2 separate regions of the Mus musculus genome follow, and region 2 is linked to region 1. A link is a loop called in an ENCODE intact Hi-C map of the cell type or tissue named here. Cell type or tissue: left cerebral cortex. All regions are shown on one strand. Each heading gives the region's core, and the rest is flanking DNA. Links, peaks and the distances in the headings are about the cores only.

Evidence for each region. A loop is a pair of places that touch in the nucleus more often than their neighbours do. Peaks named below come from ENCODE experiments on the same cell type or tissue, not always from the same donor. Only the 100,000 strongest peaks of a DNase experiment are listed, where the experiment ranks them.
Region 2: a loop joins it to region 1, with 2.2 times the contacts of the local background. A loop is called at or near these places in 4 of 42 quality-filtered maps.

What each region holds. Positions count from the first base shown.
Region 1 is chr17:87,228,807-87,237,144 of GRCm38, forward strand. No RefSeq gene overlaps it. Among named protein-coding and RNA genes, the nearest start is that of Gm51270, 13 kb to the left of the region's middle. In left cerebral cortex, for the core only: no CTCF peak of the experiment used is centred there; no DNase peak of the experiment used is centred there.
Region 2 is chr17:87,164,435-87,172,772 of GRCm38, forward strand. No RefSeq gene overlaps it. Among named protein-coding and RNA genes, the nearest start is that of C330024C12Rik, 26 kb to the right of the region's middle. In left cerebral cortex, for the core only: no CTCF peak of the experiment used is centred there; DNase peaks (open chromatin) are centred at 3,139, 4,837 and 6,021.

The DNA of each region.
Region 1 (8,338 bases), core at 241-8,240:
GGGCAGCACATAGGCAAAAGACATAGCCACACCTCTCCTACTGCTCCTGAGATCCAATCCCCTCGGTCTCTTCCCAAGATCTAGAGCAGGAAACCCACTGCCATCTCCATTTTCTCTTTGACTTCATCCCCAATGGATCACAAAGACCTTCTCTTCCAACCTTCTTCCCCCAACTCGTTCCAGTAACTCAGCCTCTGACACCAGCAGAGATTCCCTGCGAGCATACAGGCTGAGCAAGTCAGTAAAACAGTCAACACTCAGCCATCACACTCTCTGGAAATCCAGAGAGGAAACAGAAACCAAGGAAAGTATATCCAGTCAGCAAAGGCAAACACAGAAATCTGCACCTCGATTTATAATCCTCCCAAACCCAATGTCCAGCACAATCAATAGCAGCCAGGGCCCTAACGTCTCCACTAAAGCCCAGCTATCTTACTGCATCAGGCCCTGAATATTCCAACACAGCTGAAACACAAGAAAAAGACCTTAAAAACCAACTATGTGAAGATGATAGATGTCTTTAAAGAAGAAATGAATAAATCCCTTAAAGAAACCCAGGAAGACACAAACACTTGGAGGTAATGAATAAATACAGGAGATTAAAGAGAGAATTTAGGCATTGAAGATATGATAGAGGAAATGGATACATTGGTCAAAGAAAACGCTAAATCTAAAAAATTCCAGACCAAAACATCCAGGAAACCTGGGACAGTATGAAAAAAAAAAATCCTATGAATATTAGGAATAGAAAAGGGAGAAGAGTTCAAGTTCAAAGGCCCAAAAAAATTCAAGAAAATGTTCCTAACCAGAAAAAGTAGATGGCTGTAAAGGTGTGAGAAGCATACAGAATTCCAGTTAGATGGTACCAGAAAAGAAAGTTCCCTCACCACATGATAACCAAATCACTAAATACACAGAATAAAGAGAAACTATTAAACGATGCAGGGAAAAAAAGGACCAAGTAACATACAAAGGTAGATCTATAGACCTATTAGAATTATACCTGACTTCTTGATGAAGACTCTAAAAGCCAGAAGAAGGGCCTGCACAGATGTTCTAGAGACTCTAAGATACCACAGATGTCAGTCCAGACTTCTATACCCAGCAAAACTTTCAGTTGTCATAGATGGAGAAAATAAGATAGTCCAGGTTAAAGTCAAATTTAAACAATATCTATCTACGAATCTAGCCCTACAAAGGGTGCTAGAAGGAAAACTCTCCCTAAAGGAGATTAATGCCAGTCATGAAAATATAGGAAATCAATAATCTCATACCAATAAAATCAAAAGAAGGTAAACACACACACACACACACACACACACACACACACACACATCACCACCACCACCACCACCTCCAACAATAACAAAATTAAAGGAATCAACAATCATTGATCACTGATCACTCTCAACATCAATGGTCTCAATTCCTTAATAAAATGACACAGACCAAGCCACAGAAAGACTCAACAAAGAAAAAAAAATTGCAGGCCAATTGGCATTATAAACATGCAGTAATAAATACTTAACAAAATACTTGCAAACAGAATCCAAGAACTCATCAAAAAGATCATTCACCGTGATGAAGTAGGCTTCTTCCCAAAGATTCAGGGATGGTTCAATATATAAAAATCAATAAATGTAATTCACCATATAAACAAACTAAAAAAAAAAAAAACCCACATGATCCTCTCATTAGAGGCAGGAAGTCTTTGACAAACTCCAATACCTCTTCATGAGGAAAGTATTGCAGAGATTAGGGATACGTGGGACATACATCAACATAATTAAGGCAATTTACAACAAATCAAAGCCACCATCAAGTTAAACACAGAGAAACTCAAAGCAATTCCACTAAAATTAGGGACAAGACAAGGTTGTCCCTGCTCTCCATATCTATTCAATATAGAATTGAAGCCTTAGGTAGAGCACTAAGACAGTTGAAGGAGATCAGGGGACACAAATTGGAAAAGAAGAAGTCCAAAGTACTGTTATTTGCAGATGATTTGATAGTGTGTATAAGTAGCCCTAAAAATTCCACCAGGGAACTGTAGGAACAGCTGATATGCACCTCCAACAAAGTAGCAGAATACAATATTAACTAAAGTGGAAAAAATCAATACCCCTCTTATATACAAATGACAAACAGATTGAGAAAGAAATAAGGGAAATGACAGCTTTCACAATAGCCTCACATAATATAAACTATCCTGGGGGTGACTCTAAGAAAGCAAGGGAAAAACTTGTATAATAAAAATTTCAAGTCTTTGAAGAAGATACCAGAAAATGAAAGCTCTCTTATGCCCACGGATCTGTGGGATTAGCATACTGAAAATGGCCATCCTACCAAAAGCAATCTACAGATTTAATGCAATTCCCATCAAAATTCCAACACAATTCTTCATACACCTTGACAGGACAATTCTCAACTTCATATGACCCCCGCCCCGAAAAAAAAAACCCAGGATAGCTAAAACAATCCTGAATAATAAAAGAACTGCTGGAGGTCTCACCATTTTCAATTTCAAGTTGTACTATAGAGCTGCAGTAATAAAAACCGTATGGTATTTGCCTAAAAACAGATACATTGATCAATGGAATCTAACCAAAGACCCAGAGTTAAATCCATACACAAATGGAGACCTGATTTTTAAAAAAGAAGCCAGAAATATACACTAAAGAAAAAGACAGCATCTTTCTCGATATAAAAATGTAGAAGAATGCAAATAGATCCATATTTATTTATCACCCTGCACAAAACTCAAGTCCAAGTCTATCAGATACCATAAAACCAGATCCATCAAATCTGATATCTGATAGAAGAGAAAGTGGGGAATAGCCTTAAACACATCGGCCCGGGAGACAACTTCCTGAACAGAACAGCAATAGTGCAATAGATCAACAATTCATAACCGAGACCTCATGAAACTGAAAAGCGTCTCTAAGGCAAAGGACACTGCCATTTGGACAAAGCTGCATTCTATAAAATGGGAAGAGATTTTTACAAACTCCACATCCAATAGAAGACAAATATCCAAAATATATAAAGAACTCAAGAAACTAGATATCGAAAGCCAAATAATCCAAATTAAAAATGGAGTACAGATCTAAAATGAAAATCCTCAATATTTCCTCAAACGCAGGAAACTCAAATGGCTGAGAAACATTTCGAGAAATGTTCAACAACCTTGGCCATCAGGAAAATGCAAACCAAAACTCCTTTGAGATTCCATCTTACACCTGTCAGAATAGCTACGATCATTAACACAAGTATCAGCTCACGCTGGTGAAGACGGGAGAAAGGCGAACACTGCTCTATTGCTGGTGGGAGTGCGAACTCCTACAGTCGCTATGGAAACCAATATGACATTTCTTCAGAAGGTTGGGAATTGATCTACCTCAAGACCCAACACTATCACTCTATCTATACCCCAAAGATGCACTATCTTTCCACAAGGACGCTTGCTCAACCATGTCCTCTGCATACGTCTCTCAACCGAACAATGGATAAAGAAAATGTGTTTCATTTACATGAGGGAGTATTTATTACTCAGCTGTTAAAACTAAGACATCATGAAATTTTCAGGCAAATGGATGGGACTAGAAAAATCATCCTGACTGAGGTAACCAGACTGAGAAAGACAAAACACCGTATATGTTCGAATATAAGCGGATGTTAGCCATTAATTAAATGATAACCAAGCTACAATCCATAGACACAGAGGTTAGGTCAAGAACAGGGGGCTGGGGTGCATGTATCTCCCTGGGAGGGCAAAATAGAATAGATTTTACTGAAGACTGGGGACAGGTGGGGATAGGAGCAGGTGGAAGAAGAGCACGCAGGGAGCGATGTCTGGATTGGAAGGCATTGGTAGGGTGGAAACTTCCTGGAGTGTCTGAAGGTCATCCTAATTAGCACTCCTGGTAAAAGGTGTGTGTGGGGGGGGGATACAGAGTATCAACTTGCCGTCTCTTGTCACCAGGTGAGACTTCCAGTGGGACTGGGTTGCATTTGAGTCATTGGCCAAGGGGGTCCTATGGAAATTCCAAATAACCCAGGCTGTTGCTAAGCCCAACGGTTGCTTTCCACAAACTAAATGAACACAGAGAAACTGGACTGGCCTCCGTGGAGTCCTCACCTCACTCTGGTGTCTGTGATACCAGAAGATACACTGAAGGCCACCAGAAGGGAAATTTGGACACCAACTTAGCCACAAAACTTCTGACCTACAATCTGTCATGCCCGCCAAATACGCTAGGGCAATGGTGGCACAGAAGTCGTGGGAGTAACCAACCGGATTTGACTTAAGATCCACTCCGTGAGAAGGAACCCATACCTGACACAGCTTGAATGACCAAGAACCAGAGACTACAATACCCAGAGGCTTATATAAAACTAACCACTAGTGATTTATAAACATATACATATTTTAAAGTGTTAAAAATGGCTTTTAATGATATTCTGTTATACTCACAGATCAGTGTCTTGCCTAGTCATCATCAGAGAGGCTTTCTCGGGTTGCAGATGGGAATAGAAGCAGAAACCCACAGCCAGACATTACACACAGAGAGAGTCTAAATGGGATGTCTCTATCAAACACCTGCCCTCAGAGCTCAGGGGATCCAGTGAAGAAGGAGGCAGAAGGACTGTAAAAGCCGAGGGCATGAAGGTCAGGATGAAAGCACAGCCCTCTGAATCAACCGGGCAAGGCACATACAAGCTCACAGGGAACGAGACAGCAAGCACGGGGCCTGCATGGCTCTGCCGCAGGCCCTCTGAACACATGCTATAGCAGTTAGCTTGGTGTTTTATGGGATTCCTGACTGGGAACCAGTGGGTCTCTCTGACAGTCGCGCCTGCCCTTGGGACTCTTCTTCTCCTGTTGGGTTGCCATCTCCAACTCCAATATGATCATTTTTGCTTCATCTTATTATATTCTATTTTGTCCTGTTTGGTTATTGTCTCTTAGAAGCCTGTTATTTCCTAACAAGAGACAGAAAGGGAGTGGATCTGCAGGGGAGGTGGGGAGGAACTGGGAGGAGTAGGGGGGAAGTATAACTGGATATATTGTATGAGAAAATCTATTTTCAGTGTTTAAAAGATAAAAGAAAAAATAAGGAAAGAAGAAAAGGAGACGGAGGGAAGAAGGAAGGAAGGAAGGAAGGAAGGAAGGAGGGAGGGAGGGAGGGAGGGAGGGAGGGAGGGAGGGAGGGAAGGAAGGAAGGAAGGAAGGAAGGAAGGAAGGAAGGAAGGAAGGAAGGAAGGAAGGAAGGAAGTGGGGAGAGATTCTGACGAGTATTAGCGTTGACCTGTCCCTGAGGACAGGCACATGGGACAACCACCTCTGCTCTGTACCCTTGAACCATGAGCCACAATAGGTCCTTCCTCCCTCAGGCAGCTCTTCCCGGTGATGTGACCATCATTGTGATCATCAAACGCTAGATGATTTGTTCAAAGTCACACAGGTAGGAGGTAGCCAGAGGGAGGTTCTGTTGTCAGGTCCAAGGTCAGCCCTGATCCCCGTCTCTCAACCTCACCCCTTCCTTGGCTCAATCAGATCCCTGCACATCAAGCTCTTAATGTTGTGCTGTCCTGGGAACTCTATTCTCAAGGAGTACGTTTTCTTACTTACCTGTGTTTTTTTCCCCCACAGTATTTCACTGAGTTAGAAACCACCCAGGAGTAGTACCACACACCTTAATTCCAGCAGAGGAAGAGGATATCTGGGAGTTTGAGCCAGCCAGGTGTGTGTGTGTGTGTGTGTGTGTGTGTGTGTGTGTGCTGTCTGTGTATAATGTGTATATATGTATGCAAGTGTGGCATGTGTGTATGGTGTGTGTGTGTCTGTCAGTATGTGTGTGGTGTGTATGTGTAATATGTATCTAAATAGTGTGTTTGATGTGTGTATATTATGTGACTGTATATGTGTGTGGTGTGTGAGTGTGTGTGTGGTGTTGTGTGATGTGAGTGTACCTGTGTAAATGTATGTGTGTATGAGAGTGTCTGTAACTGTGTGTGTGGTATGTGTGTGTGTGTGTGTGTGTGTGTGAGTGTGTATGTATATGAGAGTGTGTCTGTGAGTGTGTATGCATGTGTGTGTGACTGGGTATGGAGGTGGGGGTGGGAGTAGAATGGAGAGCAGTGACTCCTCCACTATGTCCATGTTCATATATGTGCCAGAGTACACTTTTTTCTAGTATCTGTAATATGTTTAAAGCTTGGAGGAAATAGAATAGGATAAATGGACAGGTGACAGATGAGTGATGAACAGATGACAGATGAGTGACAGACAGGTGACAGATGAGTGATGATAGGTGACAGATGAGTGACAGACAGGTGACAGATGAGTGACAGACAGGTGACAGATGAGTGACAGACAGGTGACAGATGAGTGACGGACAGGTGGCAGATGAGTGATGGACAGGTGACAGTGACAAACAGGTGACAGATGAGTGACGGGCGGTGGTTAGATACCTGAACAAAGAATAAATGCATGCATTGATGGAGAATAAGCCAAGAAGCTCCTTTCCCCTGGTTAATAAAACTAAAGAGAATGAGTCCATAAATCCACGCTCGCTAAGTCCTTGATCCCATTCTTGCCCACGTGTTCCAAGAAATAATGCAAAGGAATAAAAGTCCCCTAGCCCCTAAAAAGTTGTCTCTCCATCAGCCTCCATCTCCCACAGAGCGCTGGGTCAGCTCTTGCCAGGGAACAGGTGGGCAAGGGCACTTTGTAAACTGTGAGGTCAAGCTACAGGCTGTTTGAAATTTGTGTGGTCTCTCCACTGAGATGAAAAGGAACAACAGATAAGCAAGGAGGACTCTGAAAGGCACTCCGAGAAATTAAAGTTAAAACAAAAATAATATAATGTTTTACTCAAGTTGGATTGCAGATATAATGCAGTGTTATTATTATTGATGCAGTACTATTATTATTAATACATAATTCTGTATTATTATTATTTATGCATAATGTAGTATTTATCTGAGTCCAAAAAGTCAAACAATACAAGCAAACATGTGACCTTAGTGTCTCACTGCAGTGCACACCGGCTGCCCACCCATGCTGTCTGGCTTGGCCAAGCAGAGCTCAGCTGTAGACAAGATGGTGAGAGCTGGAGGGAGTACCTGGAGGGAGTACCTGGTTCCAGAAGGCTTGGCTGCCCCCACTCCCAAGAAAAGGACCAGTGCTTTCTACATATTAACTCAGTCTTTACAACGCCCAATTGAGATAAATATACTGTCCACACATTACACATGAAGGCACAGCTGGTAACTGGGAGAGCCAGACTCAGCAACCTTCCTAACCTGGGCTAATCCAACCTCTGGCCTGTGCTGGGGCTACCTCACAATCTCCTGGACATCTGGCTTCGGGATGCTGAGATGAACGCCTCCTGGCAGCATCTACACAAGCACCCTGCTGTCTCCTCGGCGCTCTCTCCAGAGGACTGCAGCCGTGTCTTTGCTAACACTGGTCTATTGCTTGTTGGCAAGTAGGTTGGAACAGTGAATCTCGGCCTGTATCAGCGCCATCATGCCCAGGGAGGAGTTCTGGGCTCTGAGCCTGATAGAGGGTGGGGGTGGGGAGTTAGGGTTGCAGGCACAAGCACCTGTGATGATAGTCTTCCAAGGCTCAGTTTCCAAGAAGTGCCCTCATCTCCCTGTAGAGAAGGCCTGGGGACCTACATCCTACTGGACACTGAGCCTAGGAAGAAGAAGTTAGCTCTGTAACCTGGACAAGTAGTTTGCCTTCTCTGAGCCAGGCTTCCCCATCATGAGGAAGAATAGACATTTCATTTCCTGGTCTAACCATCACATACAGTTCGAGGGAGGTGAGGAGGCAGCCTGAGGAGGAGGAGGGAGGTGTCATCAGCCTGCCTCTCAGGCTCCTCCTCAGGTAGGCGTGCCCTTGGTCCTGATGGACCATGCTAACCAAAGGACCAGGATCTGGGGTCAGGTAAAGGGAGTGGCCTGAAATCCCACAGTATGCCCAACAGCTGTTTGGAATTCAGTCTCAAATGGCCATCCAGTTTCTGCCATAGATAAAATAGTGTTTGCCTGGACTTGGGCTCCCCACCATGGAGACACGAGGGAGCAGTAGGTATGGGACTCGGGGTCAGGTGACCCAAATAAAGATGACTACCGTGTACTGGACGGCTCCAGCTCGTTGACCCATGTGACTCTTGTGAGACTCTTGAGACTTGAACGAAAGCACTAGCTGCTGCTGTAGCCAGGACGCCATTCCACACTTATCCTTCTACGCTGCCCCTCCCCCACTCCAGGCTAGGCTAAACCAATGTGAACGAACCAAGGCCAGGCCTGGGAAAAGCCACTCACG
Region 2 (8,338 bases), core at 166-8,165, 64 kb before region 1:
GCTTCTTCTCAGCCATGCCCACTATGTGGGCTCTGGCCAAACCAAGGCTCCGTTTTACCCTCACGGGGGCGGGGAGGGGGGATTCCATGGTTCAGTTGGAGGGAGATGAGAGGATTGTGCCGAACACCTGGTTCCTGCTGTTCCTGAGGGCTTGGTGGGTGCAAGACCAGACCCCGATGTCTGTCAGGGGCTCACGGAGCTTATCCAGGGCAGACCTTAGTCTGGAGTGTTTCACCAGTTGTAAACTCATTTCCCCAGAGAGGAGAGAACTAGGCTGGGTCTCCCAGCTCTGTAGCTCTCACAAAAGCTTGCTGTGTTTCTTCAGTCCCATCCCCACATCTGGTTGTAGTTACTGTGCTAAAAATGTATCCATCCTGCTTGCTGTGTTCACAGTTCAGAACATGGGGCAGTCCCAGTGGGGAAAGCCCTCATAAATACCATGCATTAAAAATAAATAAATAAATAAATAAATAAATAAATAAATAAATAAATCAGTGCTGGGCACTTACAGACTTCCCTAAAATGGAAGCCCAGGGCCCTCTCCTCAAGCTCTGCATGTCAAAGCTCACCTGTGAAGGTCCCACCAGGTGGGGACCCAGAACATGACAGGATCTTTTGGCTACCTAGGAAAGGCTCATTTCCAAAGCTGGAAGAACAGCAAGGCTAGGAGTCAGGACACCTGGTTCTGCCTGTTGATTTTCTGAGTGACCAATAGCCTGCCACTCAGGGTCTTTGGGGCCTTGCTTCTCCATCCCGGGCATAATCAGTTCAGTCTCCATGGCGGCTACGATTCCAGGAAGGAGGAAGAGTTATGTGTCCATGTGTTTATAGCTGTACGTGTTCTCAATGCCTACAACAGTGCCTGGCACGTAGGAGACACTTCACAAATGGGTTCACATAGATGACTGTTGTAGGGTTGTTCGGCTGTGTGCTTCATGCTTGACCACTGGGACAGGGGGCAGCCAGCATCATCTCTGAGGACCAGCATCCGTGGGCCTTTCTGCACTAACCCTGCCCTATGCAGAGCGAACGGTGCCCTTACTGCTGTGTACTGTCCCATCCTCAGCCCTAGTCTCTACTCGTTGTCACTCTGGGTCCTTTCTCCTAAATAATTATGGGTACAATGAAGGAAGGACTTTTAATCTTCAGTGTTTCCCAGAGTGTGAAGTTCAGTATACAGTAGGTGTTCAGTAAATGCCTCTCAAATAAGTGGCCAGAAGACTAGAGGACGTCCTCCTTCCCCATCTCTCCTCTCCACTTCCTTCCCCCTCCCCCAACCTCTCCTCTACCTTCTTTTTCATCCCCCAAATTCTCCTCTACCTCCTACCACACAGAGTAGCCTGGAACTCATTATTGTAGCCACTATTTTTGACCTCAAATTCGCAGCAATCCTCCTGCCTCAGTTTCCCAAGTGCTGTGATAGCAAGTGCTAGGCACAGACACTCATGCCTAGACACATACATTATCTTATATCTTAAGATGAACATTTAGAGGGTTATGCAAGACACAGGAATGAACACTCAGCCGACATCATAAAACCTAACCCTGGAGAAATGTGGTGTTTCTTACTAGAGGTTGACAAAGAACACTGGGCTCTGGGAAACATCTACACACACACACACACACACACACACACACACACATTAACAAACTGTAAGAGGATATTGGTTTCTTTTCTGCTTGCTGTGAACAAATATCTGACACAAAGCAACTCTGGGGAGAAGAGTTGCTTTATTTTGCCTCATGGGTAGAGAGGATACGGTCCCTTGTGGAGGGGAAAACATGGCAGCTGGCTCTGTAGTGACAAGCATGTGTAGAACTGAGACTTCTCCCATCTCTGTGGGGGATGCAGAGAGCTGACAGAGACTGGGGCTGGATCATAAAACCCCAAGACACATAAAACCCCGGTGACCCCCTTCCTCCAGCGGAGGCTTCATATCCTAAACAACCTCTCCAGACAGCGCCACCACCTGGTAACAACATGTTCTAATATAGGAGCCTATGAGGCCATTTCACATTCAAACCACAGAATGATCATACAGTGAACGATCAAGAACAGAGTGGGAGAGGAAGAGGGCGAGAGAAAGTCCTGAGAACCATCGTGTCACGTTTCACCAGGAAGCAAAGAGAAAGGGTGCTTAGCATTGCCTACTGCGGACTGTAGGCTGAGCTGTGGCCAGGCAATGAGCAGCTCTTGTGTCTGGGGCAGAACCAGTTCAAATGACCAGGCTACAGCAAGATGGCCAGAGATGGAAGCAAGTCATGAGCTCTCATACCGGGATGGGGTTTGTGGAGTAAGGTAGAAGTGCATGTGTCCAGGGAGATCTGGAACCCCTATGAGACTCTGGTCAGAAAGATGGCTGGGTGTGCAAGCAGGCCAAGCACTCAGGGTGATGCTGGTGGTAGGTGGTGCGCAGAACATGACCTTTCCCACTCCCGGGGAGCCACAGAGGCAGAGAAAGAAGTGGGGGAAGTCCTTCAGGAGAGAGGGCAATGAGGCCCAGGGCCAGACCTCTCTCAATTCTCAGCAGATACGTAGGACTCCTCAACTCTCCCTCCACCTTTTCTCTGCCAGGCCCCAGTTTTGTGTCACCCCACAGGGCTTTCATCCTTTGTCTACTCTCTGTTGTATTGTGTGCTTTTAAAGCGTCTAACACAGCTGGTCCTTGGTCTTTTTCTGGTCTGTCTTTCCCTAATGAAATCTTTAAGCTGAGGTATCACAGGCGCCTGGCATGTAGTAGGTGCTAAGTAAATGAACTAGTGGCCTGCTGCACAACATAAATCAAGAGTATCAAATGTTAACAGCATGTATATTGTTGCTGGGTAACAACAGAAGTCCCATCCCCCACAATATAGGTCCTGAAACTTCGGTCATATTGTTACTCTTAACCAATATATATATTTAGAATATATGTATATATTTATGTATATATATTCTAAACTTCAAATAGTCCAAGTAGAATACAATCCTAAATCTAGCCTGGTTAAGGGACACTCAGGCATGAGAGTCTCTCATGGGATCATAGCCAGCCACAGAGTGTGGGTAGAACAGGTTTCAATGGACGAAAGCTTTACTTAGCAATCTACGTGTCTTCCCAAATAACAGATTTAAATAAGTAAGGCAAACTGTGAAAATCTGTGGTTAAAAATGAATAGAGGGGTGGGAGTAAGGAGTCTAACAGATGGTCACCGTGCCTTTTCTGTGACAGGTAGGACAAACCAGGCACGCAGACACATCTCTAAAGGGCTTTTGGCAGCGGCAAGGCATGCTTAGCAGCATCCCACAGAATGAGTCCTGCACAAACAAGCTTCAGTTATCTCAACCAAGAGCAGCTCTGGACAGGTAGACATCAGGGTCTACCTGGACCTCACATGTGGCCACAAGTCATGCTCTACTAAAAATGAGAAAGGGGGCAAGATGGTTTATGCTCAGCTAAGAGCTGAAGGCCCCACCAAAAGTGAAGAGAGACCCCGAGTTGGCTGAGTTACATCCCTTCGGAATGGTATCCTCAAAACTCCTTGTCCACCTCACCTGCCACTCAGCTGTTTGGTAACTAAGACTGCACATTGCAGTGGCCTCTGCAAAGTCCTCTCTTGGCGGAGGAATTTTCTTCCCCCAGTCAGATGTATCCCCTTGGAAGCAGAGGCTAGCCCACATTCTCCAGCATGTGGTACAGAGTCTTCCCACACAAGAAGTACAGCTATACTCGATCTAATTTTCTAATATGCTCTTTTGTTTTGTTTGGTTTCATGGCAGCATCTTATTCTTATAGCCCTGGCTGGTCTGAAATTTAGTATGTAGACCAGGCTGGCCTCAAACTCACAGAGATCTGCCTGCCTCTGCCTCCTGAGTGCTGGAACTAAATGTGTATGCTCCAATATGCTCTTAGGTTTGGAGACAAGGTCACATGTCCTTAGAAATTTCCCCTCTTCATGGTCCCTGGTACTTGCATAGGCAAACATGGAAACTACAGAGGGTGGAAACCCCAGGAAGAGCTAAGCTACAGGGTTTCTACCAAACCTAGGTAGTGGGGGCAAAGGAAGCCAGTTGTGACCTCAAGGAAGAGGGTGTTATCAGTGGGTCTGCCCAGACATTTTTCTAACCCACTGGTCACAGGATTACAGAAATCCTTCCAGCCACATCATCATTAGCATCATCGACCCTCAAATCTAAGAACACAGAGACACAGGAAAGTCAGAGAGGTTTTTCCAAGGTCACAAAGTTAGGATTGGTGAGCCAGTGCTCAAACTCCACCAACTGCACTCCATACCTTTTACCTTACCCCCCCCCACCCACACCCACACACACTCAAATGGCAGTGATCACATGCAGTCCCCCTTGCCCTCTCCTGTCACACAGGGTCCCAGGTCCCTGTCCAGAGGCCACGGGATGAGCAGAGGCTCCAAGTCTTGACCGCAGTACCTTGGTGAAATCACTTCTGAACCCAGAGAGGTTCTCATCAATAATCTATAAAACAAAAGTCATCTCAGTGGGCATCTGGGCGATTGAATATGCTAATCTATGTAAAAGACTTAGAGCAAGGTCTGGCCCCAGAAGCTTTCAATAAACTCGCTCCGTTATTAATAGGATTGCTCCAACTGGAGCGTTCCAGGTCTCTCTGGCTGACCTCCTCTCCTCTACAGGAGGTTTGTGAATTGACTTCCAACACCTCCCTGTGTTTTTTCTCTCTCCATCTTCTTTGCCCGCCTTCTCTTCTCCTCCTCCTCCTCCTCCCAAGCCTGACGTGCCATTGAATCTGTTTAATTCACCCAAGGCTCAGAGCCCCAGATCCCTGAATGTGACAGATTGAGGGGGTGGGCTAAGAGTGGAGAATGGCAGAGTTGGTGTAAGAGGACTTAAATAGACTTGCACATGCTCCCCTTTCAAAGCAGCAGATTCTGCCCCACTGTGGGGCAGCTTTTGTTTTGCCTTTCCTTGAGTAAGTGGGTAGATGTTTTTCTCTGTTTCTTCTCAGCAGGGTGCCGTGTGTGTGTGTGTGTGTGTGTGTGTGTGTGTGTGTGTGCATGCATGCATGCTCCATGCATGCATGTGGCTTTGCATACATGTTCTGGTGTGATCTTAGAACCCCAGTGCCTGATAGGTGGCAAGCACTCGAAGGGCTAGCTAATGAAGGAAGCCTTTTAAAACCCCCGGTTCCTTCTCTGTGGCTCTGTTACCCATCCTTGCTTGCTTCTGGCATCCCTCTTCCACTGTGTAGGAACGAGGTTTCAGCACAAGGTTCCAACACAGTGAATGCTGGGGCCTGAGCATTGAGACGAAGCTGAGCACACCTCCAGAGATGGAAACGGTGTCCTGGAGATCAGCGGTTCTCAACCGGTGGGTTGAAAGACTTTCCCAAGGGTGGCATATCAGATATTTACATTACAGTTCATCACAGTAGCAAAATTACAGTTACGAAGTAGCAACAAAAATCATTTCATGATTGCGGGTCACCACAACATGAAGAACTGTATTAAGGGGTTGTGGCATTGGGAATGTTGAGAACTGCTACTGTAGGGTTTGAGTTAAGGGCTGATAAGAAACCCATTCCACTTTCTGAAGGCTGAAATCATAGAGGCTGAGCTCTCTTCACTTGGCCATGGTGCATCAGAGGACCCAGGCTCAGTTCTTATCCCACTGTTTACTGAGTAGATCTCACTCTGACCAAACCCTAGCTCCCTCTCGGATGGAGCAGAGCCACAGGTTACACCCCCAGTCAGTCTGACAGTGAGTGGGTGCCTCTTCAAGCTGAAAGCCAGGAGAATATGGGGCACAGGAACTGAGACTCTCCAGATATCAGAGAGAGAGAGAGACAGACAGACAGACAGACAGACAGACAGACAGACAGAGACACAGAGAGAGACAGAGAGAGAAGGAGGGACAGGAGGAAGAACGGAAGACTCTCTCAGACTCTGTCAGACCTGGTGGGACATGGTGGTGGGTGGAGGCTGGAAGGGGAGGCAGCCATTTACCGGCACAATCAACAAACAAGGGCTGAGAACACAAAGCCAGGCATTGTGCAAACTCTGAGGAAGTAAAAAGGAATTCTTATTTATAATTTACACCCCACCTACTTCCAAAGAGAATTTTAAAGGTGACTCACAGTGAAAACCACATATGAAGCAAGATCACTGAGTTAAAAATTGAAAAGCCAATCCGTGAGGAGAAAGAGAGGAAGTCTGTATTACTTAGTCACCACATGCCAAGGTCCTTCTGCCCAATGGCTCCGGTTTACAGAAGGGGGCGACAGGAGCCAGGAGGCGTGGCCAAAGCCAAGAGAAAGACAGGCCACTCAGGTCCCTAGGGGCTATCATATTTTAGAGAGCATGAAAACATTTCAAATTTTCCTTTAAAACTAGAATTTAACAGAACAATTAAGTTAAAGAAAATGGATTAATATCTAATATCAGTGGACTGGTCTTTACGCTAACAAAATCATATTTAATTTGGGGGTGGAAAAGAGGCTCACAAGAGTCAAATCTGAGATCCCCAAAGCATGTAGTGAAGCCTGGGGTACACACTCAGGCCCATAACCTGCGCTGGGACACTTGTCACTAGATCTTCAGCTGGAACATCACCACAATGAGTGGGGATTCACAGAGATATGCAGGGGACACAATCACTTTCTGTACGGTGTGACTGGAGCAGAAATGTGCTTTGGATTTCAGATTTACTCCTGTAGCTAATCTATCCTTAGCAGCTCTACTAGGTAGAGCAGGGGAAAGGAACCCTTGTTATCCAAGTTGGCAAACTTCTGACTTGCTTTAGTAATAGAAAATGGTCATTCGTAGGTGACTCGTGGGTACAGGTAAATCCCAGTCTTTTGAATTCCCCTTGTGCCCCACATTGGCAAATGATTCTGTTTTCCCAGAAGCATGGGGAGGCTGTCTGGGTTCTCCATGTATCCTGAATCCTTACTGTCTTCAACAAGTGAAGCCTGCTCCAGCACACCTATGGATTCACCTCAGATGTCACTGTCACCATCATACGTCTTTATTCTTCAACACGCCCTCACTTGCCTGGCTGTGCCCTGGCATACTAGAGAGCAGTGTGGTAGAGTTGACAATGGAAGTGGCAGGGAAGAGCGTAGGCCTGACTCCACCTAGTCTCTCCCCCTTCCCTATTCCCACAGACCACAATGATGGAAATGTCAAGTGTCCCCATCTCAAAATCTATTCAGTCAGGCTCACACTTTACATGTTAGATGGGATTCCTTTCTTCCCTTGACAATAGCTTGCTTTCCATCAGAGAAGCAAGCATTGCTTTCATGAACAAAACCCAGAAGAACAATATTTATAGGCTGTGGGAGCCTATCTAATAACCATCGTAGGATATCCTAGGAAATGTGACCCCACACAGACAGGTTCAGCAGGAGCATCCACTTATGCTGATTTCAAATTACAGAATAAATATAGTCCATGTCCTTATATGAGGAACACTATACAATACAAACACTGTCTTCAACACTCAACATACATTCTTCCAATAGCTGTTTGTCACATCAGCAACCAAGAAAAGCATTGGGCATTCTCTGCTGAAGGAAGGCAAGTGCTGGCGAGCCTAGTGGTGCCATAGCTGGTGTTCTGAAACCTAAACATAACTTGGACAGCCTTGCAAAAACAGAATAGCCCAGTGGGCACGACGTCTTTCAGGCAGGTTTAGATATAGAAGCAAAGCTACTGTTGGTCTCTCCGACCCTTAGGGAGTTCAAAGAGCATTGTATTAAAAAGGAGAGGGCAGAGCCAATCTCCCTGTTATTTCAGTTCTTAGGAAGATTAGTCATGGTCCAAAATGTGAACCAGAAATGATTTGAGAGTTTGGGAAGGAAATGACTCAACCAGTATAAAATGTTACAAAATAATCAATCAGTCAGACCTCACATTCTCCTACATTTAGGCACAGAAATGCAACTATCAAAAGACTAGATATAAACTACCATTCTTATCCTAGACTAGGAAAATCTATGTAGCTAAGAGCAGCTGCCTTAAACAGAAAGGTGATCATGAAGAAAATACAAGAGCTTTGCCTTGGGAAGGACTCCTGGGGTCATCTTGTCAGTTCCCTGCCTTTGTGATGGGGAACAAGACAAAGGTAATTACTCTCACCCAGCCCACCTCAATAAAGAAAGAAAATACATTTTAAGGGTTGGGAAAGTAAACTTTAAATATATATTTAGATACATTCTGTGGATAGAAAAATCTAAGTATGTACAAATATGATTAGCCCGAGTTTAACAAGATTGCTGGGTATAAAAGTGACATGCAAAAAAAGTTTCCATTGATATATGATCAATATACATATTATCAATGAGTACTGAGAAAAAGAAAAAATTTTAAG